Regions from separate parts of the Homo sapiens genome. Here all the other regions are linked to region 1. Evidence: chromatin loops called from intact Hi-C (ENCODE). Cell type or tissue: PC-3. All regions are shown on one strand. Region 1 overlaps SLC25A21 (solute carrier family 25 member 21). Region 2 overlaps SLC25A21 (solute carrier family 25 member 21). Region 3 overlaps SLC25A21 (solute carrier family 25 member 21). Region 4 overlaps SLC25A21 (solute carrier family 25 member 21). Region 5 overlaps SLC25A21 (solute carrier family 25 member 21). Region 6 has its middle 14 kb from the start of PAX9. Region 7 overlaps MIPOL1 (mirror-image polydactyly 1).

Evidence for each region. Peaks named below come from ENCODE experiments on the same cell type or tissue, not always from the same donor. Only the 100,000 strongest peaks of a DNase experiment are listed, where the experiment ranks them.
Region 2: it touches region 1 in a loop (7-fold over the local background); 5 of 110 quality-filtered maps call a loop at or near these places.
Region 3: a loop joins it to region 1, with 9 times the contacts of the local background. A loop is called at or near these places in 18 of 110 quality-filtered maps.
Region 4: it touches region 1 in a loop (9-fold over the local background); 12 of 110 quality-filtered maps call a loop at or near these places.
Region 5: a loop joins it to region 1, with 7 times the contacts of the local background. A loop is called at or near these places in 13 of 110 quality-filtered maps.
Region 6: a loop joins it to region 1, with 8 times the contacts of the local background. A loop is called at or near these places in 58 of 110 quality-filtered maps.
Region 7: it touches region 1 in a loop (2.7-fold over the local background); 4 of 110 quality-filtered maps call a loop at or near these places.

What each region holds. Positions count from the first base shown.
Region 1 is chr14:36,939,965-36,943,964 of GRCh38, reverse strand. The region is part of intron 1 of SLC25A21 (solute carrier family 25 member 21); the gene reads left to right. Among named protein-coding and RNA genes, the nearest start is that of MIR4503, 10 kb to the left of the region's middle. In PC-3, CTCF peaks have their summits at 1,344 and 1,547 (motif pointing right); DNase peaks (open chromatin) are centred at 904 and 1,584; H3K27ac peaks cover 1,532 bases.
Region 2 is chr14:36,752,103-36,756,102 of GRCh38, reverse strand. All of the region lies in intron 3 of SLC25A21 (solute carrier family 25 member 21), which reads left to right. Among named protein-coding and RNA genes, the nearest start is that of PAX9, 92 kb to the right of the region's middle. In PC-3, CTCF peaks have their summits at 2,017 and 2,250 (motif pointing left); no DNase peak of the experiment used is centred here.
Region 3 is chr14:37,148,338-37,152,337 of GRCh38, reverse strand. The region is part of intron 1 of SLC25A21 (solute carrier family 25 member 21); the gene reads left to right. Among named protein-coding and RNA genes, the nearest start is that of SLC25A21-AS1, 22 kb to the left of the region's middle. In PC-3, CTCF peaks have their summits at 1,661 (motif pointing right) and 2,433 (motif pointing right); a DNase peak (open chromatin) is centred at 1,637.
Region 4 is chr14:37,115,985-37,119,984 of GRCh38, reverse strand. All of the region lies in intron 1 of SLC25A21 (solute carrier family 25 member 21), which reads left to right. Among named protein-coding and RNA genes, the nearest start is that of SLC25A21-AS1, 54 kb to the left of the region's middle. In PC-3, a CTCF peak has its summit at 2,240; DNase peaks (open chromatin) are centred at 2,264 and 2,824; H3K4me3 peaks cover 505 bases; H3K27ac peaks cover 2,022 bases.
Region 5 is chr14:36,771,453-36,775,452 of GRCh38, reverse strand. The region is part of intron 3 of SLC25A21 (solute carrier family 25 member 21); the gene reads left to right. Among named protein-coding and RNA genes, the nearest start is that of PAX9, 110 kb to the right of the region's middle. In PC-3, CTCF peaks have their summits at 2,056 and 2,258; DNase peaks (open chromatin) are centred at 1,732 and 2,192.
Region 6 is chr14:36,645,963-36,649,962 of GRCh38, reverse strand. No RefSeq gene overlaps it. Among named protein-coding and RNA genes, the nearest start is that of PAX9, 14 kb to the left of the region's middle. RefSeq lists an enhancer at 1,782-2,611. In PC-3, CTCF peaks have their summits at 1,636 and 1,837 (motif pointing left); a DNase peak (open chromatin) is centred at 1,812; H3K4me3 peaks cover 1,202 bases.
Region 7 is chr14:37,228,937-37,232,936 of GRCh38, reverse strand. The region is part of intron 1 of MIPOL1 (mirror-image polydactyly 1); the gene reads right to left. Among named protein-coding and RNA genes, the nearest start is that of MIPOL1, 33 kb to the right of the region's middle. In PC-3, a CTCF peak has its summit at 2,158 (motif pointing left); a DNase peak (open chromatin) is centred at 2,136.

The DNA of each region.
Region 1 (4,000 bases):
GTGATAATTTTATATTTAATATAAACATCTTTTACTATGTATTTTTTCAATTAATTAATTAAACTTGTTACAGGGAAATATGTTACTAGGAGGTTTCTTAGCCAGCTTTTTAAACAAAGGCTTCTTGCTAACTGGAAGGCCCAGTTAGGTGGTATAAGACTCATACCCTGTTCTTATTTCCAAGCCTTGGCGAAACCTTCCTGACCTGACTTTGCAGTGCTCTCTCAGGTTTGGTACTGTGTAAGCTACAAAGAGCCAAGTGGAACTGTCACTGGGTTACCTGGCATTTCCCCAGACTTTCACAAGGACCGATTTACCAGGGGCAGTTCATCTTGGTCTTACATATAGCAGCAGGGCAGGGACTCAGAGGGACAGAAGCAGCCCTCCAATAGTGTGAATACTTAGAATAGTTCATTTGTGTGCTCTGAAATAAACCCCTACATGTCTAAGACATGATACAAAACAAGCCTAGGGCCAGGTGCGGTGACTTATGCCTGTAATCCCAGCACTTTTGGGAGGCCAAGGCGGGCAGATCACATGAGGCCAGGAGCTCAAGACCAGCCTGGCCAACATGGTGAAAGGGTGTCTTTACTAAAAATACAAAAATTAGCCGGGTGTGGTGGAGCGTGCCTGTAATTCTAGCTAGTCGGGAGGCTGAGGCAGGAGAATCACTTGAACCCGGGAGGCAGAGAGCTGCAGTGAGTTGAGATTGCACCACTGCACTTCAGCCTGGGTGACAGAGTGAGACTCAGTCTTAAACACAGGGACAGTGACTAAAATCTATCTCCCTATGTAGGAAAATATAATAGAATTCTTTCTTCAGCAAATCATAGAGTCTCACAATTGGGAAGACTATAGAGTTCACTTGGTGGACTTGACTGATGTGTGACTCTCTCTGGCATGTAGTAGTAATTCCGCCTTTGCTCAGATTTGCGTTTCTGACTCATTGCCTTCTAAGGCAGAAGCAGCTCTCTACTGGAACCATACCTTCCCCAGTCCCAAAAGATGGGGGTGGACTAGGGGAGGGGCTCAAATCTAAATTTACCCTCCTACTAAAAAGTGCCATGAAGGAAAAATAACTATACCTCTGCACATAATATTTTAGTTTGAAAACTCCAAATTTAGTGTATAAGTAGTATAAGTACTATTTGGTTACTTATGTCCCAAATACAGACTGAACTTCACAAACAGCCGGTCACTTGATTTCATCAAAATTCTTTGCTTGATGGAGAACAGACTAGTGTGACCAGCTTTGGCAGAACATATCAAGGGAAAAGAAAATTGCACAAGTCTTTTCACCACGTTATATTTTTCACCACAGCTGGTCTTTTTCCTCTCCACCACTTCTACCCCTCCAAATTTTCTTTCTGTCCTTGCATAAAATTAAAATCATAACATTTGGTTGCATAGTTAGGATTAATTACTCCAGATACTTTTCATTTATCTTCCTTTCAAATATGTGTGATAGAAAGCATAGATTAAAATAATTAAAATGTGTTCTCCCAACGTGCCTGAGAGCCAAGGTAGACAACTGTCCTACCGCCGTCCGCCACTAGGTGCCAGCACGGTTCTGCTCCCTGCTTAGTTCTTGTCCCAAGATAGTTCAGCGAAGCTTCCAGCTTCTTTAAGAACGTGTACCTTGCATGTATGGCATATTTTTGTGTATTTATATTGTTTCAGAAATTGGACTAGATTTAAGCAAAAATATTCTCAGGACACTTGGCTTTCTAATCGCGAAGAATTTCAGTTTCAAAAAGAATTGAAGGTATAATGAATTTAAGTCATTAGAAACAGCTAGGTGATTTTTTTTTTTAGTTCAAACTCTTAAGCTCGGTGTTAATTGTAAGAGAATGAATAATAGTCTAACTAATTGAAAATTAAACACGTGTAATAAAAATAAATATAAAGTGGTGATGGCATATTTCCGGAGTCATAAGAACAAAATTTTACCAGTTTTGTTATTTTAGGTTTAGCTTTTTACATTGATACAATTATTTCTCCTCTGATGATGTGCATGTAATTTGATGTATCATTGATTTTGCTTCATCTAATTACATGTTCTAAGTTTATTTAAAAAAAATTTATTTAAACATTTGAAAAAATGTTTATTTCAGAATATTTCAAATAAAGACACTATTTTCACACAACCTCTAAAATTATGTATTTAAGTATTTTATTGTATACTTTTCAGTTTCTGTATTTTTAATTTACTTCTTGAGATAAAAATTTGAATTTTTCAATAATTAGCAGTTAATATTTTGACCATTAATGAAGAATAGCATTTAAAATTATTCTGTGAACAAAAGTATAATTATATTTAATTTTATATATTCTAAACTACATAAGAAAGTATAATAAAAAATTCCATGCCATAATTAAATATGCATCACAGATTTTCTGTGCGGAAAATACTGTTAAAATGCAAATTAATGTGGTAAAAACATTTATTAAATGTTGAGACTTATCTGATTCAAGATTTATATCAAAATTATATAAATATAATTTGAATTTATTTGGTGTAGTTTTCTTGATAATGTAAATTAAAGCTACAATCAATGCTATTGCTACAATCACTCCTATATTTAAAAAAGTCAATGTGTAAGTCAAAATACTCTCTATACAATTTTGTGCAGCATAATCTTTGAAAATGATGGAAGCCACAAAATGTTGACTGCCTAAACTATATATTTGAGCTAATAAGAGCATGATTTCTAAAAATATGAGATGATTTTTTTCCACTGTTTTGTGATATATTATGGGATAAGATCATTGCTGTCCCTGATCACATGCATTGTAGGAAGGCCCTCTGTGTACTCCCGGAGTTTGGTTTGATACTAAATAGTGTCAATATTTTGAGTAAAGCTTGAGTAAATTTCAGGAACTTTCCGGACCTATGTAGATATAATATATACTGCATAATTCTTTTACTTCCATTCTGATGGTTTCTTTTAATCTGTAGGAGTATTTTTGTGTGAAAAAAAGAAAAAAGAAAGCAATGAAATGCTGTTTAATCTGAAACAGGTTTTTAAGTTCAGTCTCAGAAGCAAGATCAAATGACCTATCCAGTCATTCTATATCTGCAATTCCTTCACAGTACTTTTCTCCAGTTTCTCAGATCAGCCCAAATCTTGGTTGGAATACTGGATTCTGTACTTTGTCCTTTTTCAGTATCAGACAATCGTAATATGGTCAGAGTTCTATCCAACTTCAAAGATGGTCATCTGAAAGTCTGAAATTCTTTGTTGCTGTGAAGTTCAATGAAAAGATTTCAGTGTTGAATTCAACCCAGACCACAGAACGATTAAATTCTTTGTTTTTGATACGTTGCATGGTAAGATATTGTGTAATCGAGTTGCTTGCAACTTTCTGACTTATTTTATTTAGAAAAAAATGACCAGGCTATTAACTATATATGGCAATTAAAGGAAAGTGCATTGAACATCCTGGCAACACATCACTTTTTTCTGTATTTGATTTAGGCCTCTGTAAAAGGACACCCTCATGCCTTTAAAGTTAAAATACTGTCAATCCCACCATAAACTCCTATTTTTAGGAGTTTTGATTTATAATGCAACCTTTAAAAAAAATACCAACCTACATTCAGAGTAGTATATTTTTTTAAATCTTAGAGAAAATTTTATTAAAATATTGGAATAAACATAGTGTCATTTCCTTTAATTTGGAAGAAAATGAATGAAAAAGAATCAGTGGTTTCAAACACATTTTTCTTCCTTTTCAACTCCAAACTAGCTTAGTTATATGGAAAAGTAATGTATGAACAGATTAATTGAAAGGGGCTGCTGGTAGTCGTTGTTAAAGTTGACTGAGTTCAAGTCTAATGATGAAACTTTGCAATACGCAGTTTAGAATATACACGTAACATTCTTTATTAGATTCTCATTCTATAATACTTACATGAGAAAGGAGGCTTGTACATACCTAAGGTGATTTTTAAACTCTGCTCTGGTACACTGCAGACTGCTATTGACGACGAAGATCT
Region 2 (4,000 bases), 190 kb after region 1:
TGTGCCAGTCTGAGGGAACCACCTCTTTTATTATGGGATGGCACCACCCCAGCATTCTATCAAGCTTTTCAGTGTAGAAATCAAGCCAAATTCTGGCTCTATCCTAAGCCATAGCTGCCAGGACCATATAGAGAAACATGTGGCTGGATGGTTGGAAGCACTTGGCTCAGCCATGCAGAAAATCCACTTTATGTGCTGAGTCCCAGCCTCTCATTTGCCATCCTGGTACAGATGCCAGGCCTGTTACATGGACCCACTTGGCCTCCAGAGGGAGGGGTGGAGCTCTGAGGCCTTCACCAGGAACATGCTGTGGAGCTGGTGGCCAGTAAGAAAGATATCAATTAAGTACAAAAGGCAAGTAATGGACTAATCTGTTTTTGATTCCTCTTATGTTGATAAAAACGATCTATGTGTTCATATATTTGATATATATAGATTTTTTTTAATTTCCAGAAGAAAATGAGTGGTCAAAGTGTGGTTCACAATAAGCACAGAAATTGAGAGTGTTTAGAAATGTTAAAGCAATTTGATATTACCATAGCATCCAAGTGTGTGAGCTGTTGAACTTTGTCGCCATAGCACAGATGCATTGCCATGCCCCATGGGAGTTTGGGTCACATAGAGATCAATGACCGCCACCACAGGGCACTGACAGGGATGAAGGAAAAAAATCACCTTGCCTGTGAGTGTGTATATGTGTGTGCACACATGAGTGCTTGTGTGCATACATGTATGGTTCATGGAAATGTTATATGTGCAAAATGCCCACTTTCTGAATACAGTGGTGGTTTTACATGGTGAGTGATAACTGAATTCTTCCCTGATATCACACTGTTGCTTCTTCAGTGAATAGGGAACCTCCATCCCTATAGCTGGATAAAAACTGGAGTCAGACTTTTCTAAAATGTTGTTGGATACCAGATTTGTCCTCATTCATTATTATTTAATATAAATGGGAGTGTGGTTTTAGACTATGGTTTTTCAAGGGTCCAAACTAAGTGGAATTCTTTGTTTCATTTTCTTTTCCTCTTTATTTTAGAATTGTAGATTGTTTGTGTGATTTTAATTTTAAATTTTTATTTTCCTCTACTATTTTCTGAGCATTTACAGTTTTCATCATAATTCAGACTTTAAAGATGATTATTAACTGTGTATTGAGTTTTCTAAATTCAATTTTTCTCATCCCTTAGCTCTCCTGAAAACAATTATTCTTCCTTTGCCACCGATTTTGCTACTGGCAGTGAAAATGCATTACTATGAAAATTACTGAATTCTGTAGGAAGACAAAGTACAAGTAGATAAATTAATAACATATTTCCTATTAAATTTAACTTTTCCTTGTATTATACTTTTATCTCTTTTTTTTTCTCTTTTGGGCACTGTCTTTTGTATGTTCGTGCCATCAATTTATATCATTCTGGAAATTCTTTCAAGTGCCCACAGTGTGTATGCTGTGTGATATGGCACAGGGGACAGACCACAGGCTTCAGGATCAGAGAGATCTGGGCTTCCGTCCCATATCAATTACTTCTTAACTATGTAGATAAGCTACTTAGGTTCCAAGAATCTTTGTTTCCACATCTGTAAATAAAGATGAAATCAAATTGTGTGTTAAGCAACTCTCATCGAATCTTATTTCCCTTCCCTTTTCCCCTTTAATGTACTTGGAAGATATTTATCCTCACCCACCCACCTTATTTTTTCTATCATATATAGCCTTAAGGAAGTAGAAGAGTGGTAGGTTTGCAGTCTGAAGGCTATAAGCTGCTATAGAACTAGAAGAACTGATATCCCAGTTTAAAGGCTGAGCTCAGGCTGGAGAAGTTTCTCTTTCTCCAGGAAAGGTCAGCCTTTTGTTCTACTCAGGCCTTCAACTGATTGGATGAGACCCACCCACATTATGAAGGGCTATCTGCTTTATTCCATCTCCTGACTTAAATGTTACTCTCACCCAAAAACATCCTCACAGAAACACTCAGAATAACGTTTGACCAAATATCTGGGCACCCTGTAGCCTAGTCAAGTTGATACATAAAATTAGCCTGGTGAATAGAATCAGGTAAAAGTTTCCAAAAAATGGATCTGGGATCAAAGCAGGATCACTTTGATCTCTCTTTGATCTGCTCGCTTTTTCTCTCTCTTTCTCTCTCTCTCTCTCTCTCTCTCTCTCTCTCTCTCTCTCTGTCCCCAGTGAGAGAGCCATCTCAAGATTGTATGGAAACCCTGAATGTTCTGAGATCCTGCCATCTAGAGGTGCCTCATCAGAAGCCAGGTAACAACTTGGTGGATACACTATAGAGAGAAATCAAGCTTCAGAGGAGAGGACTAAAGAGCTGTGACGGGCCCTTTCTAGTTCAGAAGTGCTATGGTTCTGAAATTCTATAAATATTGGCTTTGCTTCTGGTGGATTTTGTCAAATGATTTAGTTTTAAATCATCAATGTCTTTACAGTATGCAACTACTAAGCATTAACTTCCCTTTAGGGAGAGGAATGAATCTAGAGAACATGAAATATTTTTTCAATTAAATTTTAGAACATCCCAAGAAACTGCCTTTGAAATCATGGCTTCTCTATGCCCTTTACATGAAAAGGAAAGCTAAAGCTTATAAAGTGATGGCTGAGATTCTTAAGATGTAGTGATATGTTCCCCAAACTCTCCATTTTTAAATTTTCTCTCTCCTTTTGATAGATTATACCTCTTCTAAACACAAGGCTTCCTAGCTCAGCCAGTATCTTCTCAGTGGGTCCTTTCCTGGAAACCTAATTGGAATTAGTAGCTTCCTTCCATTCCGAGAGCAACCAGTTACTCTCCTGTTTTATTGTTTTTATATCTTTTCACTTTCTGTTATTTTTTATTATGTCATAATACACATAACATAAAATTTGCCATTTTAGCTATTTTAAGTATACACTTCAGTGGCATTCAATAATTCACACTGTTGTGCAACCATCACCGTCATTCACCTCCAGAACTTTTCATCTTCCCAAACTGAAACTCTGAACCCATTAAACCTCTCTCCCCTGGCCACTGGCAACCACCATTCTACTTTCTGTCTCAGTGAGTTTGACTATTCTAGGTACCTCATAGAAATGGCATCATACATTTATTAGTTCGTTCTCACATTGCTAAAGACATACCCAAGACTGGGTTATATATTGACTTATAGTCAGTATGTCTGGGAGGCCTCAGGAAACTTACAATCGTGGTAGAAAGGGAAGCAAACACGTCCTTCTTCACATGGTGGCAGGAAGGAGAAGTGCAAGCAAAGGCGGGGAAAGCCCCTTATAAAACCATCAGATCTCTTGAGAACTCCCTCACTATCACAAGAACAGCATGAGGGTAACTGCTCCCATGATTCAGTTACTTCCCACCAGGCCCCTCCCACAACATGTGGGGATTATGGGAGCTACAATTCAAGATGAGATTTGGGTGGGGACACAGCCAAACCATGTCAATACAGTACTTGTCTTTTTGTGTCTGGCTTATTCCATGTAGCATGGTGTACTCATGTTATAGCATGTGTCAGAACCTCTTTTAAGGCTGTATAATATCCCCATTGTTTATATATGCCACATTTTCTTTATTCAGACATCAATGGATATTTGGGTTGTTTTCACCTTTTGGCTATTGTGAATAATGCTGTTATGAGCATGGGTGTACAAATATTTGTTCAAGTCTCTGCTTTCACTTCTTGTGGGTATATACCCAGAAGTAGAATTGCTGGATCATATGGTAAATCTATGTTTGATTTCTTGAAGATCCTCCACGCTGTTTTCCATGGCAGCTGCACCACTTTACATTCCCAAAAGCAATGCGTAAGGGTTCCAATTTCTTCACATCTTTTCCAACACTTGTTATTTTCTAGGATTTCTTTATTTTTGTTTTGTAATAACTGTCCTAATAGTGGTAAAATGGCATCTCATTGTGGTTTTGATTTGCATTTCCCTCATGATGAGCAATGTTGACCTGGCATTATTTCATTCATGTGTTTTCTGCCT
Region 3 (4,000 bases), 210 kb before region 1:
ATGTTTCAGAGATATATTTTGAAACTAATATCAGACCTTCAAACAAATTATCATTTTCTCATTTCTATTTTGAGTTCAGTCTTTTCATTCATTCTTTTTGTCATCTTTAGAAGTCACAATGAACTTCCTGGGATATTTGTTTGGGTTGGGTAGATCCTTCCTAACTATCATAGTCAATAAGTATGATAAGATTTTAAAAAGTAAGATAAATCTTATCTTTTGAGTGCTAACATTTACTGAATGCTTACTATGTGCAAAGCATCTTACTTTGCTTAAATAATCTCTATTATTATTATTATTTTTGAGATGGGGTTTCTCTCTGTCGCCCACACTGGAGTGCAGTGAAGTGACCTCGGCTCACTGCAAACCCCTTCTCCTGGGTTCAAGCGTCTCTCTTGCCTCAGCCTCCAAAGTAGCTGGGATTACAGGCACATGCCACCCTGCCCAGCTAATATTTGTATTTTTAGTAGAGACAGGGTTTCACTATGTTGGCCAGGCTCGTCTTGAACTCCTGACCTCAAGTGATCTGCCCGCCTTGGCCTCCCAAAGTGCTGGATTCCAGGCATGAGCCAATTTGTAATTTCTTGAAGATGAGGAAAGTGAAGCTCAGAGAAATTAAATATCTTGTTCAAGGCTGATGACAGACACAGACTCAAACTCTGCTCTTTGCTTTCAAAGCTTGAGCTCTCATCCATTACTCCACCCTGCCTCTTAGTGTGCAGAATGAGAAATCAGGTAAGCAGCCCCTTCAAGTATTGCCCCCATAAGTCTTCTTTTTCTCTCTGGTTATGTTAAATACCACAGCTTTTTCTTGAACTTGAGTGTTAATGAACAAACAGGGTCTGCCCTTGTACAAAAGTCCATTTCTTGTTTTTGCAGATTTTTAAATGCCAGCCATAGCTTAAGTATGAAATTCTCCATATTAACCAGCAGTGCCTCTGTTGGCATTAATGCGGCATCTTTTTTTCTGCCAGATGCTACAGGCAATTGGTCAGGAAGTGGGCCAAGCCTCCACCCTCACGTATTGTTAACTGAATTCGCACACAACTAATAAGATACTGGTGTGACTCAGTAGAGTGAGAGCAACCCAAGAGTGGACAGGAGGGGCCTGTCTGAAAAAGGAGGGAATCTTAAGTCGCATGTAATTTAATGTCTGTAAAAACTAGAATAGACTACTGTAGGGAGAACGTATAGCCTCCTCTTTGGAGAAAGAAGAATGAAATTCAATAGAACTCGATAGAATTGGATGACACCTAAAATAGAATCATGGCCCAAAGTAATTTTGCAGAATGAAGAGAAAGAGAGAGAGAGAGAGAGAACCTACCAATGTGCTAATATTTCTTGAAAAGTTACCAATATTTATCGACCATCAAGTATGCCAAATCAGAATAATACAATTGTGAAAAACATTAGTTTTTGTTCTGATTGCTTGAGGCTTCTATTGCTGTTATTATCACTATCATTTTGGGGCATGATTGTAGAGGCAGGTTAAAGCACTTTGGAGTAAATTGCAAGATCCTCTCCAGAGATCTGAGAATGAGCAGCATTATTTTGGAGCGTCCGCCTAGGACAGCACATTTGATTGGCTAGTTTATCACAGTGGACATTTATATCTGAAACTAAGATTACTATTCTGTACTTGTGCAGACCTATAGATGGCGCTGTCTTCCTATAATTTTGGTGATTTGCTTTTTATTTTCTTTTTAAAAGGAAAAGCTTTCTGCAGATATAGTTAGATCTAGAAGTGTGTTAACTTCTGATTACATTCCACTATTGCAAAGCATCTTTGCCTTGCATAGATCATAGAGAATTCTACACTTGAAAAATACAGACTGTACTTTGGGAATTAATTTTTCTTTTAATTGTGATTCATACCTGTGTATGTATGGAAAAATGGGTTTATGTATATGAGTAAGAAAGAGGGATGGAAGAAACTGTTTTTATTTGTATAATATTTATTTTCTTTATGTTGGTTCTTGCCGTAAAATTTGAATTAGAGTCCTGGATAAAATAGAAATCATTGATAAGCTTAGGATAAATGTCATAATTTCTTGTAGATCTTAGAGATTACCTGAAACTCCTAGATTCCATAATTTTGTTTTTCAAAGTTATTAGGGCTAGGGTATGTATTATAGTCATAATAAATTATAAACATCTCTAAACAGGAGCTACAGTGCCAAACACGTAGGTTTTATTTATGTATCTGGGACTCAAATGCCATTTCTTGTTTTAATTCAGTGGCCTTTAACATAAGAAATTGGGTATATGTATGAATAATAATTTTTCTTGAATGTAAGTTCTAAACAGGATTTTTTTCCTTCAACCCTACTCCTTCTGTAAGGAAAAAGTTTTAAGTATGATACATATTATGTTGTGGATTTGGTTTATGAATGGGAAATGCCAGAAGTGCTTGCTTCTGTAATCAAACTTTAACCACAAGATGGCAGTATAACTTTCCCATGTCTTTAAAAAATTTTTAAATAATTACTAAATTAAATTATTTTTTCTCTCTTAATGAGAAATGTATACAGCTAAGGGATTTCAAGATAGTTCTAAGGAGGATGAATATTGAAGGTACTGTACTAAATATAAGAAATATTAAAGACTATTTAGTGATTATTTATTTATTTTTTGAGTCTTGCTCTGTGAGTCAGCCTGAGTCTGTGCCCAGGCTGGAGTTCAGTAGTGCTGTCTCAGCTCACTGCAACCTCTGCCTCCCGGTTTAAGCGATTCTGCTGCCTCAGCTTCCTGAGTAGCTGGGACTACAGGCGCCCACCACCATGCCCAGCTAATTTTTGTATTTTTAGTAGAGATGGGGTTTCAGCTTCCCAAAGTGCTGGGATTGCAGGTGTGAGCCACCGTGGCCGGCCCTAGCGGATTTTTTTTTTGATGGAGCAGTTTTTAGTTGCCCTAAGAAAACATTTAATTTATATTCTGTAAAGTTGAAATAGGAATATGATATGAAAATGGTAAGCAACTTTGTTTTACAGAGCAATATAGTTTCATTAGGTTTGCCTCATAAAGCATCAAGAAAGTGACAGTAGATTTTCTGTTTCTTTCATGTGTTCATGGACATCTGCATTGGTGTATACCTTGTATTTTGAGCTCATAGCTGGAGATTAGAAGTTCAACAAGAAGCAAGGAAGGGAAGAAAAAGAGAAAAGTAGAGGCACTGGCATCTAAGTTAAAAAAAAACAGTGGTGATAATGATGTCTATGTGATTCTTGTTGGCTTCATATCTTCCATAGTCAAAAAATGGATCATCTAGGCAGGCACAGATAGCTCACGCCTGTAATTCCAGCATTTAGGGAGGCCAAAGTGGGGAGAATTGCTTGAGCCCTGGAGGTTGAGGCTATTGTGAGCCATCATTTGTTCATTCAATTTGGATATTTAAATAGCCGTCATCCAGCATTATATATACTGATAATGTTTTCATTGGTATGCTTACATAATATGTAGTATTCCATTTCACTCTGCAAAGAGGCTTTTCACAAGCATCTATTTTACTTTTCCTTGATTTTTTGTTATTAGTTTAAAAGAGTGCATTGGATCTATTTCTTGTTTTTTAAGTCTTATGAAGAGTGAGCCCCTCTAAGGAAGAGACCAAGTCATGTTTATTTTGTATCTCCAGGCCTACCACAGTGCTTTGAATATAGTAGCTGCTCAATAAATGTATATTTATTCAATGCATTTGCCACAAAGCAATTCAATTTCATTGAGACCTGTTTTGCTTATATATCCCCATGTAACCATATAGAAATATGGCAGAAGTAAAGAAAATACCTTCTGATTTAGACGTCAAATACTTTGACCTCTTTCATAGCATCTTATTTTACTGATGGTGGAGGGAATGTTTCTTGTAGGAATCATAGTTTCTCAGAGCAACAATGAAGACAAAACATCTGTGTTTTGACCTATGGTGTATCTAAATGAAGATGATCTCATGCTAAATAGTATGATTTGCTTTCTATAATAGAAATCTGACATACAATCAATATAA
Region 4 (4,000 bases), 180 kb before region 1:
ATTTCTAAAGTCTGAACATTGAATCTCCTTCTGCCACTCGTATCATTGTGGCAGATATCATATCATATCATTTTCACCTTTATCTTTAGGTAGGAACTTGCTGCCACCCTACCTGAGAACAGTGTACAGTAAGATCTTTGTAGTTGATGCTGTATTACATATTTACCTCTCTGTGAGCTATTTTCATTTTAATAGAGCTGAAATGGTTACCAGAAAGGGGTTCCCATCCAGACCCCAAGAGACGGTTCTTGGACCTCACACAAGAAAGAATTTGGGGCAAATCCATAGAATATAGAATAAAGTGAAAGCAAGTTTATTAGGAAGTAAAGGAATAAATAGTGGCTACTCCATAGGCAGAGCAGCGGCGTGGGCTGCTCAACTGATTATGCTTATAGTTCTTTTCTTTTCTTTTTTCTTTTTTCTTTTTTTTTATGGTGTCTCACTCTGTCGCCTAGGCTGGAGTATAGTGGCACTATCTTGGCTTACTGCAACCTCCATCTCCCAGGTTCAAGCAATTCTCCTGCCTCAGCCTCCTGAGTAGCTGGGATTATAGGCCCATGCCACCACACCACCACGCCTGGATAATTTTTGTATTTTTAGTAGGGATGAGGCTTCACCATGTTGGCCAGGCTGGTCTCGAATGCCTGACCTCAAGTGATCCACCTGCCTCAGCTTCCCAAAGTGCTGGGATTACAGGCATGAGCCACTGTGCCTGGCCTAGTTATTTCTTGATTCTATGCTAAGCAAGGGGTGGATTTATGAGTTTTCTGTGAAAGGGGCAGGCAGTTCCTGGAACTGAGGCTTCTTCTCCTTTTTCGACCATCTAGGGTAACTTCTGGATGTTGCCATGGCATTTGTAAACTGTCATGGCGCCAGTGGGAGTGTCCTTTAGCAAGCCAATGCATTATAATTAGTGTATAATGAGCAGTGAGGATTACTGGAGGTCACTTCCATCACCATCTTGGTTTTGGTTGGATTTGGCCAGCTTCTTAACTGCATGCTGTTTTATCGGCAGGATCTTTGTGACTTGTATCTTGTGCTAAGCTTGTATCTCATCCTGTGACTTAGAATGCCTAACCTCCTGGGAATGCAGCCCAGTAGGTGTCAGACTTATTTTACCCAGCCTGTGTTCAAGATGGAGTCACTCTGGTTCAAATGCCTCTGAAAAAACCTTTAAATTAAAAAAAAATTATTGTAATGGTGGATTTTCAGGAATCAATTACTAGGTAAGGAAACCATGGGAGTCAAGGAATAAGTATAAAAACCCTAAAGAAAAGATAGTCCAGGGAATTACTCTGCTTAAATTTAAGGTTGGTTTTATGTACTTCCTTAGTAGTTGTCTCAATCCTTAAATATCTTTTAAAATAAGAAAAATAAGTTGGACTATTATCAATAATAGTGTAACCACTCAATGGGTTCTTCTTACCCACTGCCCAGATAAAGCCAATTTATCAAGGCAGGGGAACTGCAATAGAGAAAGAGCTTTACATATTCAGAACCAGTTAAACAGGAGAGCGGAGTTTTATTATTACTCAAATCAGCCTCCCTAAAAATTTGGAGGCTAGAGTTTTTCAAAAATAGTTGGGAGGAGGCAGGTGGCTGGGGAATGGGAGCTGCTGATTGTTTGGGGGTACAATCACAGAGCTGTGGAAAATGGTCTTCCTGTTTGCTGAGTCTGCTTCTAGGTGGGGCCACAGGACTTGTTGGTGGATCTGGGTGGAGCCATCAGTTGTCAGAAATGCAAAAACCTGAAAAGACATCTCAAAAGTCCATTCTTAGGTTCTAACAATAGTGGTGTTATCTGCAGGAGTGGTTGGAGAAGCTGCAAATATTGTGACCTCTGGAATAATGGCTGGTAATCCATTACATCTGTACGTTAGTATAATTCGGGTTCCTACCATCCTCCTAACTTGGTGGCCTTTCATTAGTTTTGCAAAGGTGGTTTAGTTTCTGGGGAGGGCTATTATCATTTAAACTATAAATTAAGCTTTTTGGGAGGAGGGGAATCCATACAAAAAAGAATCATTTTGTAGTCTTAAAATATTTGTTAATTTAATAAAGTTTTTAAACTATCTTTAGTGATTGGACTTCCTACCAAAATGACAAAAAAAAAAAACAAACAAAAAAAAACTATGTTTGGTGAATTTTATGTATCCAGTAACTACTTTTTGCTTTGTGATCCTGTATTTTTATCCTCAGATTGCTTATGTATTTCTGCATTTAGGAAGGAGATGGCAGTATTGAGCCTTGGCAGTGACTTAACCCCACTATTTGAAGGAGCTTAAAAGTTCTTCATAGAGAGGTATCAGTTTCATCTCTTGGGATTTTATTTTCTACACTTCCCCCCTCTCCCTCTTTGTATTCCCATGTGGAGAGTGAAAAACGTACTCTAGTATATGTTATATTAGATCTGTCATACCAGGATACTATTAAATTACTTATTCTCATTTCTACACATCTAAGAATGCCGACTTAAGGGATGTATAGAAAAAACTCTCTTCTAAAATAAAGAGAGCCAGCTCTAAAATGCAAAAGTATGTTTACGATGTGCCTGTTTTCCTAAGGCTTTGACAGGAAGAATTAACTTTACATTTCCAACATACAAAACACTTTACTGAGCCACATCTTATGGTAAATAAACTGTGCTCTGGGAATAAATTTTTCACCATTTCTTTTTTAGGGCAATAAGCTACTGCTAAGAAAATGACTTTTTCTAGTGCTGATGCCCTGAAAAAAAGTTTAGATGATGAGAGGAATTATTTACTTAGACTCCATTCACAGCCACTGTTTTGCCTGCATTCCAAATTTCAAAAGGATGATTCATGTACCTTTTAGCTCTATGTTGAAAAATAAAATGAGTCACAGTGCCCTTTGTCAATATCAAGAGTAATTAAAGAGTACATTTTTCAGCTATAAACTATAAGAAAAACAGAATGCTACCACGTAAAGTTGTAGTAAGTTGTTTTTAAAAGTATAAGCCAAGATTAGCAAACTGAGCCGCCATGTCAAAGGATCTGAATTGGTAGTTGGAATGGCACCCAATACTACAAGTTATGTTTTGAAAAGCTGTCCTGCCATGCTTAAAATAAGAAAAAGAAATATTTTAACTCATAAGATTATGTGGCTTTCTTTGAAATCTGGGCAATTAAATCACATACAAAAAGATGTGTAGTTGTTTAGTTTGATTATCATTGACAGTGGGATTTTCTTTGGTACCTTAACTTTTATATGTTCAAAATTGTTGTTGAAATGTTATGTGACAAATAATTTGTGGATTTAACTAAGCCAGCAAGCATATTTGGTTTCTATTATAAGTGAAGGACCCAACAACAACATCTTCATTTCATATTGTTCCGATAAATTTAATGACATTATTTTTTTTTGAACCAAAAGGAAATTTTTTCTCAGCTGGATTCTTTCACTGTAGGTTTTAATCACAAACTTTGAAAATGAGAACATAGCTATTATTTTTTATTAAAAGGATATGTTCTGGTTAGTTTGGAAAGGTCTGCCTAGTAAGGGCTTTCAATAACATGTCCAAGGACTTCAAATGTAATGCTGAAGTTAGAGAAAGTCAAATATGCCTTGTAGTACCATTGTATCTTAAGTGTTGTAAGATGCACACAAAGTGAATGTATATGCATTGTAAGGTAGTAAATTGTAAATTCCAACTGAGAAGAGGCCAGTGAAAGATTATCTACCCGGAGTGGGACATAGGTCTGTATATGTGGTACCAAGCTCATCTTGAGAGAGGGTATTGTACATGTGCTGTGTGTTATGAAAATTGAAGTTTACAGTGTCTTACATATAACATGTATTCGCTTAGTGCTTGCTGAGTGATTTAAATTTTATGACTATTCTTGCTTAGTAAGTTTTAGTTGTTTTTTTTTAAAGCCAATACTTCAAAACTCTTTGAGTTTTCTTATCCTTTCTGTTAAAGCAGGATTGTTCCCTGGGACAAGTTCAGTTTTACATAGATAAATATAATGTGAATTTCTTT
Region 5 (4,000 bases), 170 kb after region 1:
TTTGGGAAGCCCTTAACTATTTGTCAATTTGTAATATTATATAAATTAGCTGGGAAACGATTTTTTTCGGGAGGGCTGTACAAACTTCACTTCCCTGGTTACTTTAGACAGTTCTTATTGTGTGTAGCTCATAAGAGTGAATCTATCTAAATATTCTGGGAACCAAGCTTAAACACAGGACTGAGTTTCTATTCTTCCCCTTTTCTATATTGATTTCCTGAGTGGCAAGCACTCACCCTTTCAGTAAAGCGAACATACTTCTTTTTATAAGTCCTATGGGACTAAGTTCTACTCAAACAGTTCTTTGGAAATAAGCAATTACAGAATTCTCCATATGCAACTATTGAGTGAAGGGAATACCATCTCATGAAGATAAGAATGAGTGTGTAATTACTGTTATTATACTTATTAATTTTATTATGCTATAAAAGTGATTAAAATTATATTGTACATAAGTACCACTGGAATTAATTCAAAAGTTTTTAGACTTTTATTAAAATATTTTAAATTGTCGTTATTTCTAAAATAGAAACATTAGCTTTTTGCTTTAATTTGTATCAGTTTGTGTAAATAAAATGACAAGAGAATTGACACAACACAATATATATTACTAAGGTAAGAAATCCGAGTCCTTATTTTACCTCTTTGTTTTTCATTTAAAAAGAGTCTCTACAGCCTGAGCAACATAGCAAGACCTTGTTCTCTACAAAAAATAACAAATTAGCTGGGTGTGGTGGCACATGCCTGTCATCCCAGCTACTCAGGAGGCTGAGGGGGAGGATCCTTGAGCCCAGGAGATTAAGGCTGCAGTGAGCCTTGATCACACCACTGCCCTCCAGCCTGGGCAACAGAGACCCTGTCTTAAAAAAAAAAAGTCTCTAAAATAAACTCAACCTGTGTTAATAAGATGGATATAAAGCCTTCTGTTCATCTTAGAATTTGGAGTCCAGAATATATTATCAAAATCTACCTAACGATCTATCAGTTCTTTTCCTCATACTGGCTTTCCCAGAAGTAATCTCAGGAAAAGTACTGAGAAATAAACTTTTTGAATAGTTTCTGCAATGTCACATGGAATATCTGCTAACACATAAGCTGAAGCACTTTGCAGAAACTTAAAATATAATCAAAGAAACCAAGAGCACATGTTAGTTGACTACTCCCCATACCTGCTGAGTAATTGATTAGACCACTAGCATTTACAAATGTCGAGTTTCTATTATATATAAAACACTTGCTAAATATTAAGAAAGCAACCAAATCCTTTTTGTACAAGAGCTTGCAGTCTAATAGAGAATTATAACAACTACATAAATCACTGAATAAATGGTAAAAGGGGACGTGCTATTGGGGGAACACAAAGAAAGCACTCCTAGAAGTTCCCTCCATAGAGGAAGGAGTGTGGCATTGGAGCTGGTATCTGGGAATTCCTCTCATCTGCTCAGCAGAAGTAGACATATTAACTCAAGACATCTACAAATGTCCATCAGATGGACATGAAACATAACTCATGTGTATTCATTACAAAAAGCATCCGTGAATACCTTTGAACCATCATCTTGTTGCAATTCCGTTTTTCCCTACCATTATGAATGGATGTATGTATCTATAATGGATGATGTAATGGGCAAGAGCATGTGCTTTGGAGTCATAGAGACCTGGCTGGGTAAGTTATTTAACTTCTCTAAGCCTCTGTCTTCTCATCTCTATCCTGTTGACAACGTGAGAACTCTCCACATAGGGTTATCATGAGGATTAAGCAAAACTGCACTGGTGGATCTCTGGTGAGTCAGTAAATAGTAATTCAGAAAATGTTACTATTATATTTGCTGTTAGTATGCTGCTTTTTGTCAACACAACAAGATTTTGGGCTCTTTTAAGACAAGGATCATTTGTTTTTCTTCTTTTATACCTTATTCAAAATACAGTTCTAGATTTCAAATTAATACTCAATAGATCCATGTTGTTTTTGCATTTTAAACTTTTGAACATATTCTCTCTGAGACCAAAGAAATCTGAGGATGAGACAAGCACAGAGTCTTTCTCCATCACATATTCTAGTTGTGGCTTATCAGTTATAAGCCTTTAGGGGTCCTCCCAGATGAATGTTAATTGATATGGCTTTGGTAATGTGAGATGCCCTAGATGGCAGGCCCTTATCACAGCAGAGTCTGACGGGTCTGACTCATCACTCACAGCTGAGAAGACACAACATTCTACATGGTTGTTTAGCCACCCAGTGGCTGGTAGCTGATTTTTTTTTTTTCCTTCTCGAAATCTGTCATCGTGCATGCAACCAAGCAAAGTATTTTAAGTTTATTTTGAAAGAACATGAAATCCTCAAGAATGCTGGTAAATGTGAGATATTTTTTCTTTAGCATAGTACTGCAGCAGAAAAAGAGAACTTTCACCATCTTTTTCTTCTGAACGGTGTTCAGCAATCTCCCAATCTCTTAATTCATAATTTCCATTTATCACCAAGCCAGTTCATAGTGAAAATGAGGCAATTTGTATAGGCAATCGGTATGTTCATTTTTAAAAACATATTATGCTTTTATTTTACTGTGCTTAGAATTGCAACAAAGGAAGATGTAGTTATTGATTGTTACCATTCCCAACAGCAACCTGGGTTTCTCACCCCAAATTATGTAACACTGAACTGCCAGAGAACTATGCAGGGGAGCCTTGGTATTCACAGATTTAACACTCTAGGTTTTGAATATTTGCAATCGACCATGAAGGTTTGTGATGTGTTAATTGGCAGTTTTGCTGAGGTTCAAATTCGAATCATATGTACTTTGAAGCTAGTGTTAGGGAGTGATTGAGGAGCTAGTGTGTTAGCCTAGTCAGCCGCCCAACATCCCTCTCCAATCAGATTTTTTTTGTTCTCTGCTCTTCACATAAGCACTAACTCTTAGGGTGATTAAAAACTTGATTTCTATGAAAAAGAAAAGTAGTCATCCTATGAAAGATAAAACATGAATAAATCTTTCAAAAACATTGACTTGGTGTGGGAAGAGATAGACTTTGGAAATGCATATGTTTCAAAAGAAATCATTCTTGGAAAAAGCCAGAAGCCTGTGCAAATATCTCCATGTTCACGGATTTGGAGATTTTTTTATGTCTCAGGATTTAGCCCTTGCAAATATCAAGGATTTACAAACGTGTTTTGGAAGGTCTGAATGAGATTTTAAATTTAAAATTTTCCCTTGTTTTGCTTCTGCTACACTTGAAATATGGCTGCTGAGTGCCAGGCTACAAGAGCTCTCCCTTTTCACTTCCTATGTAGGCTTTTGGGGCAAAACTTGCTCCTGACAGAGTCCATATGGCCTGTAAGCAGTGCTCTGTGGCCCAGCTGTGGCCGTGAAGTGGCACAATCTAGGAATGTGAAATCTTAGGGTTTGGCAAACTTTCCTGTTCGTTGGCCCCAAGGAAAATGGTGTGCCCCACCTTATGCTGCTCGCGAGCTCAGACCTCTGTTCGTTGGTCATCAGCAATTATCAGACACAGATGAGGCCCAATGAGCCCAGACACCAGAGTCTGTGTACAAAATGTTCTTCGGTACAGGGCAAAATGAGAAGATGGAGTTTTTTTGTAAAGCTCAGATGTATTCAATTTAAAGGGCTATTCCTTATTAATATTTTTATGTTAAAATGCCCTTTTAATAAAATGATGGAGACAGTAGTTTTTTTTTTTTTATGTTTCTTGCTTGGCAAGATTAAAAGTTGGCAACTTTATATAAAAGTCCCCCAAATGTTTTGAAATTTTGCTTGTCTGGGAAATCTAATAAACTATATATAGTTCTAAAACTATATGGTTTAGCAAGAGAGAAACTCTTCTCTAGAGAGTTCAAGTTTGTCCTCATAGTCAGGAGTAGACAAACTGTGGCCTCTGGGCTTTTTGCACAAGAGCGTCTGAGTCCTTGCGTCACCCATGAACCCATCTCTTCCGTGGCACTGTATTTCATTGCCACTCAAGCTATTGGACCAGCTGTGTTTAC
Region 6 (4,000 bases), 290 kb after region 1:
GATCCATGGTTTAAGTCCACTCATACAGTTGGACCAGAAATGATGATTTTGACAAACTCCAGTTTATCTCCTGGAGCTTTCTTGGAACATCAGTTTGGGTTATTTTCTGTAGTATAGTTGTACGTGCCAATCTCAGGGCAGCTGCCTTTCTTTAAGCTCATGACTGAGGGTGGCAAGAGGTAGTGATTAGTCATCTAACCTCTCAATAGCTGTAAATACTAATTGAATATTTTGAACAACTCTTCAGGTCACATGACAACATGTGGCCATTTGCTTCTTAGACTTCTATTGCATAGCTCGGGGAGCAAATATTCTTTAATAATTGTTAAATATATCTTACAAATCTTCCAAAGAGGAAAAAGTCTCCATCCAAAATTAAACACAGGTTATGTGCTAAAAATGGGCAGTTGGAACTAAAACATAGCTGTTATTATCTTTTCTACAATAACATTTACACACTATTAACTTTTCTGCAATAACGGAACATTAAAGAATAAAATGTAAATTTTACTGCTTTATTTGCAGGGATGAAGGTCAGAGTGTCAAATTGCAGATTTTGGATCCTCAATAATGGGCCGCTGTATTTAACCTCTTCAACTTCTTTTCTCCACTTATAAGAAGGAACAAAATAAAATGTTTTGTGGAAGTTTATATTGAAATGAGGTCAGGTAAACTAATGACTGCTTGGTATTTTATGACAAGTTTTATAACCTTGGAGTTGCCATAACTTTCAAACGATCATCAATAAAGTTTTATTGCAAAAGGGTCGCCATGTGTCTGAATGCTTTTGCACATAGTAAAGCTATGCTGCCCCATTGTCGTAGCTCACCAGCCCCTTTTCACCCCAGCCATAAAGTCCTCTTCTTTTTTATTGGAGGTTGAAAAGTCCTCGGGTCTGCTCTCCTCCATCAAGTTGGCAATGTGGGAACAACACAGAAATTAAACTACATGATTAAATGATCGTACACAACCAAATCTTCAAGAATATGTAATAAGACTGCTTTTTAATAATTATAAATTTGGATTTTAAATGGGTTCCATTTAATAAAATAAATGACAGTGGGCGGCGGGTGGGAAAGGAGGAAGTCAGATGAGAGTTTCCTCCAGAAACTTGTGTTTGAATGTTAGATAAGACCTATCAGTCTACCCGATATACCCAGAGGGCTGCCATTAAATAATTAGGTGCTTAGGGACCGATAATGGTCTCAAGACAAAACAACGAATTGCTAAAGACTCTTTGAGCTGACCCGAGGATCTTAAAGATTTAAGAGGCCTCGCATTGCGTCCTAACTTGAATTTTCCCACGGAGGGAAGGGTTGGGCTACAGCTCATGCTTGCCCGATTGCTGCCTAACACATTCCCTAAACGCTCCCTAAAGCCAAACCAAGAACTTCAAGTGTCCACTTCACGGCATCAGCTGTCAGGTTCAGGTTCGGGTCCGCCTACTCCTTGTCCACTGCCGAATGCTATGTGGAAATGAAGCCGAGAATAATGTCCTGCGATTTAGATGAAGAGAACAGTAAGAAAGGTAGTATGAAACGAAGCTTCTACTGACGCGCCCTTCAGACAGGTATTCCGCAGGCGAGGGTTGTGACCCAGGGAGAGAGTGCGGGAGTGCTAGCAGAGCGGCGGGAGCGGAAGGAGAGGCTGGACGAAAGTTGGAAAATCATCCCATCTCGGGACTTGAGTGCGAGAGCCCGCCCCGGAGTCGGCAAGTCTCCAGGGTTAGAAGGCCCTAGCTCCAAAGTTTTTTGTCCCGGCTCAGGCAGGTCCCCCACCTCTAACCTTCCCCGATTTGCCTGGTTGCTCTCGGGGAAGGGACTGGTAAATACCGCCCTCTCCCGGATTTCCTGAAACTCTCACCAGCGCGCTGAACCCGCTCCTTCCCACGTTCGGCGCCCCGCACTCTGCGTCTGCGCCCACTGCGCGTCACCTTCCCTCCGGCCGAGACCACTAGAGCCCTAGATCCGGGATCTGCGGAGGGAACAGGACCTGAGCCCCTGCTGGACCCTGCAACTTGGCTGCGGAGAGCGCGCAGCCACAAGCGCCGTTCCTCACTTGAGGGCTTCGCGAGAGCTGGCTCAGCCCCGCGGGTCCCCGCCAGTCCTCGCCAGCCCTCGCCAGCCCCGGTCGGCCCCACGCTAAGTCCGCAGCAGGCGGGAAACCCCGCAGGCCTTCCCGGACTCACGAACTGCCTACTCCCACCCCTAAAGAGCTCAGACCTGAAGGTGCTCTTATGGTGCGTGGCCGCAACCCCGGAGTGGAATGGGTGGGGGGCCTCCATGGCGAAGGAGACGCCGTGGGCGAATCGGCTCCCAGCTCGCCCCTCATGTCCTACAGGTCACTAGCCGAGTCCCTACCCCGGGCGCTCCCATGAGGCACCAAGAGCAGCCACGGCCCAGGGAAGGGCCTGGGTCTTCACTGCTGGAGCGGGCCCCAGTCGAGGGCGCGCAGGTGTCGGGGTCCCCAGCAACCTCCGTATGCGCGGAAAGCCGTAAACGGGGTTCTGAGGCCGGCGCCAGGCACAAGGATCACCCCGCGCCACGGGCCACGGCTCAGAGCGCCCACGAAGCCCGGCTGCCAGGTCCAGGCCGCGGCCGGGCGGGACCCACTCGCTCCCCACGGTGCTGGCGCGGCGGGAGTCGGGCTGGTTAAGGCGGGAGGCCGGCACTGCCACGGGCTGTGGCGCCCCCTCCCGAAGACACCTCGCCGGAAGTGCGGCTCCCGCCTGGCAGGCGCTGAGACTCCTCGGCTGTAGCGCGAAGGCCCCGGTCCGCGCAACTTCCCATAATAACGCCGCGAAATGCCTCCAGAAATGCCTGTGTGGTATGGTGTCTGAGCCAATGGTCGGCATTCGTCTTCCCCAAGTGCGGAAAAGAGGATCCCAGCTCCCCGGGATGAGCTACGTACCCACACACGCACGCCGGCCCCTGTGCCCCCGTCAGGGGAAGCGCAGAAAGGCGGGGACTCCCCGGGACGCAACTGCCTAGTATCACCTACCAAGAGAAGTTACTTTTTTTCCGGGATCACAGAACCCCCCCTTCACGTCCCCAAGTCTCCAGCAAGAAGTGGGAGAGGACGTGTGTGGCTCCCCAGAAGCAGGCTCCAAGTTGTCCCGGGGGCAAGCCCTCTGGAAGGAACCTTGCTCTGCTGACCCAACTTGAGCAGGGCCACCCTGGCTGCGGTCATCTCCACTCCGGCCTCAGGGACGAACCCAGCCGCTCTCTACACCACCACTGGAAAGGGGAGACCCTTTCCTCTTGTATATGCCAAAGAGGTTAGACGTTCTTTTTTCAGAGTAACATTTAAAAAAGAAATTAGATCAGACAGAGGGAACAAAACTTCTCAGAAATATAGAAAGCACAGTTTTCTGAGTTAGGTTTCTGATGGTAATAACAGTCAAGACTGTTGAGGGGAACCTCGTTCAGGAGTTCTTTTCTATGGCTTCATCTTTGACTCAGTTTGAGAACTTGGGCTTCTCTGTCATTGAGCACTGAATAGAAAAATAGCAGAGTGCTAGCTAATTTCTGCCTCTGCACTCCTGTAAGCTGCTATAAGCCCATCTTATTAAGATCAGCTAAGGCTGTGAAGGGAGAATCTCAGTGTGGAACGCAGGAGATGGATCCTCCTGTCCAGTTAGCTCTGCAGAACAACTCTGGGTTTCTTCTTGCTGTAATTATGCAGCCACTTTAATGCTGAACTGAGGAGGCATAGCTGCCCTTTTAAAGCTTTGCCCAAGGAGCCATAAGTACCCATTTTCGTTAGTCTAGAATAGCACGCTCATATATTTAACACATATTTATTGAGAATTTGGTATGTGTCAGGCACTGTGTGAGGTGCTGGGGTACAATGACAAAGGAGAAAGACATGCCCTCACAGACAAGATGAAACATCTGGCTGACAGGATACTCCTCTTAGCTCAGGTTCTCTGTAGGGCTGGCTGTTTCTTGCTGGCAAAGGCAGATTTTCTTTTCCATGCTTGAGGACACGGAAATACAAA
Region 7 (4,000 bases), 290 kb before region 1:
CTACTGAATAGTTTAATCACTGTATAATCTGGGAATTTTAGAGTGGCCAGATTTTAATCTTTCTGCCTTGGCAGCATGATATAGCAATGGGATTGCAGGTTCATTAAAAGAAGTAAATGAAAATCAAATTTGCTTGATCTCCAGAATTAGAAAATATGTTGGCAGGCTGATTTAAAGGCCCCAACTGACATGATACTTATGAAAAATTGAGGAAAAAAAGTGAATTTGGTCTTAGAAAAGTGACACATGCAAGTAAATGCCTCCATCAATACTATAAAAAGGTACAAGTATTGCTGAAAGAGAAGAACAAATAATAGTCAAAATGGTAAGAGGATATTAAAAGGTACAAGTATGTGTTGACAGAAGAGGAAAAAGAATAGTCAGAAGGGTAAGATGACATTAGAAGACTTGTGAAGAGATATAGTTGCAATTTCCATTTTCCCATTGGATGGCTCAAGTCCTGGTGATCATTGGAATACTAGTATGTTTCTCCTTTTATATAAAATATTGAGAAAAAATGTGAGACAAATTATAAAAAGATGACTGAACATGTGTAGCAAGATACTAATAAGGGACAGAGAGTACACTGTGAAGAAAACAGTTAAGCTGATCTATACCTTAACCAAAACTCCTTATAAACCCTGATGTATAAAATTTATTAGCTGAGTGATAATTCTTCAATTAGTAACTTCTTTTATAACTTCTATTTTCTAGGTATTACTTGTATTCACAGTGTGTCTTTATAACATTGTATACTATAAAACAGTATACATTAGGTACACTGCAGAAGTCAAGCATGATTTATATGCCAAACAATAATAAAATATTTTTTATTTTTTATTTTAATTTTTTTTAGAGACAGTGTTTGGCTCTGTCATCCAGGCTGGAGTGCAGTGGTGTGGTCATAGCTCACTGCAGCCTCAAATTCCTGGGCTCAAGTGATCCTCCCACCTCAGCCTCCTGAGTAGCTTAGACTACAGGCACATACCACCATATCCGGCTACTTTTGTAAAATTTTTTGTAGAGATACGATCTCCCTATGTTGCCCAGGCTGTTCTTTAACTCCTGGCCTCAAACGAGGCTCCCACCTCAGCCTCCTAAAGTGCTAGGATAACAGGTGCGAGCCACTACTCCCGGCCTGTAGGGCTTTTATTCAGTTTTCTCACACCTCTTTGATAGTAATTTTTTTTTAGTGATTAACCTTTACTGATTGTTCCAAAACATTCATCTTAGTTTTCCTAGAGAGAATGCTTTTTATAATGAAATTTCCATTAGCTTACTTTAATATAATTATATAATTATGATCACAGATACAATTAGCATAAACAGGTTTGAGAACAAACACACCTGATACTACTTTTTAAGTAGAGAAATCAACTGGTAAATGCAGAAGTATCTACAAGACATTCATCTATTAGCCTTAGTATCAAGCACACCATAGAAATCAGTCAGTATGTTAATATCAGTGGGAATGCAGAACTTCCATTATTTTGGCAAATCATTGAGTGCAAGCCATTTAAAATAATTTCAACTGTATATTGAAAATATTAGCTGGGCACAGTGGCTCATGCCTGTAATCCCAGCACTTTGGAAGGCCAAAGCAGGAGTCCTGCTTGAGGCCAGGAGTTTGAGACCAGCCTGGGAAACACAGGGAGAATCCATCTCTATGAAAAATAAAAACATTAGCTGGGCATGGTGGTGAGTGCCTGTAGTCCTAATTACTCCAGAGGCTAAGGTGGGAGGATCGCTTGAAACCAGGAGTTTGAGGCTGCAGTGATCACACCACTGCACTCCAGCCTGGGCGATACAGCAAGACCTTGTCTCAAAAATAATAATAATAATACTAATAAAATCTTTTACATTTTCTTGGTCATTAGAGTACTGACTCAAAGTGTAAGGACAGACCAATAAAAACTCACTAACTCCACCAATCAACTGTACACATTCTCCACAGATAACCGGAAAATAACATATAGATAGATAGATAGAGATATATGGAATAAAATTATATTTTGCCTCTAGTTACATAATGAATAGGTAAAATATTGAATTGTACTACATATTGGTTTACTTAAGTTTAATATTATTATCTCATCGGCTGCATTCCCTTGTTTGCCATGCAGTAGCACAATATCATTAGTATACAGCGCCACCTACTGGAGAAATAGACTCACTTTGCAAAGCTTATATATCAGTCCTTTTTATTAATTTTGCAGTAAACCTAACAAAACTGACTTTTAGAAAACCCAGCTTTTCATCTATAACATGTAATTACCCACATTTTTCCTAACCAAGATTCTGACCAAAATTTCTCATTTGATAAGTAATATTTATGAATACTTGGGATTTCTTCAACATCTTATAAAATTTTCCCATAGGAAAAAGAAAAGTGGCAGCTGATTTCTCCAAGGAAAAACTTAGTATTCACGCTGTCCCTTTAAGGAAGATGATAAAATATACAAAGCTACTCCACAAGATAGAGATATGGAGCAACACCCTGCAAGCATCACTGTAAAACTCTCTTCAAAGTTCCACTGGTCACAATAACAAACAGCTAGAGACATATACAAAAGCAGAAGCAGCGTTTCTCAACACTTTGTTGACCTTTTCCTATTAATAAATAACATAGCAAAACTTTTTTTATTTCTTAAAAATTCGGTGAAAATTTTTAGTCCTGTTAGAGCAGGTTTAAGATTATCAAAATTCACCTCTTAATAATGATTTTTAAATGCATATTTATGTATCTTGACAAGTCACAATTGTACATATTTATGCACAACATGTTGTTTTGAAATATACATTGTGGAATGGGTGCATCAAGCTAATTAACATATGCATTATCTCACATGTCTTTTTTGTGGTGAAAACACAAAATCTACTCTCTTAGCAATTTTTAAGAATATAATACATTGTTATTAACTGTAGTCACCATGTTTTACAATAGCTCTCTTGAACTTATTCCTCCTGTCAAACCGAAATTTTGTCTCCTTTGACCAACATCTCCCCAATCACTCCCATCCCCAACCTTTAGCCCCTGATAACCATCATCTTCCTATTTCTAAATCCAACTTTTTTAGATTCTACATATAAATGAGACCATGCAGTCTTTTTGTAACATATATAGTTTTAATGTAAAAATATTTTAATCCTTAATGTAACTAAACTTTGAGTCAAACCCCATTTTTGAATCATGACAAAAAGTATGTAAATTTAATTTAATAAAAGCCCCTAAAATCAATCACCAGCATAAAGAGGTATATAATCAGTAGTGACCGTAACAGATTTTTCCTCCTAATAGTTTTATTTCTACATCGCTGCATAAACTCAATATGGAATTTAAGTATATATCTCTTCATGTTGTTGACTTAATTTAATAATGTTAATTGGTCTGCTACTCTGTAATGTTAATTCATATAACCAATGGGCTTTTTGGGTTTTGTTTTGTTTTTTGGTTAGTTTAGTCTTAGTGGCAAAAATGAATAATGGGCTTGGCTGGGTGCAGTGGCTCACACCTGTAATCCCAGCACTCTAGGAGGCCAAAGGCAGATAGATCACTTGAATCCAGGAGTTTGAGACCAGCATAAGCAATATGGCAAAATCTCGTCTCTACAAAAAATACTAGCTGGGTGTGGTAGCACACGCATGTAGTCCCAGCTACTTGGGGGCTGCAGTAAGAGATCACTTGAGCCAGGGAGGAGGTTACAGTGAGCTGAGATCACACCACTGCAGTCTAGCCTGGGCAACAGAGTGAGACCCCGTCTCAAACACATACACACACAAATTAATCTTTTAATAATATTTATAAATTTAACAATGCACTCATTCATGTCTCTAGTGCCTGTTTTGCACAATACCTAGAAAAGTATATATATGTTTAAATAAGCTATATACAGTAAAGATGTTTGATGAAATTGTTGACTTATTTTAGAAACTTTACCATTTTCAATCTATTAACTTTTCTTTATTGGTCAGGATACTTATTTTACCAAATCAAATCTAT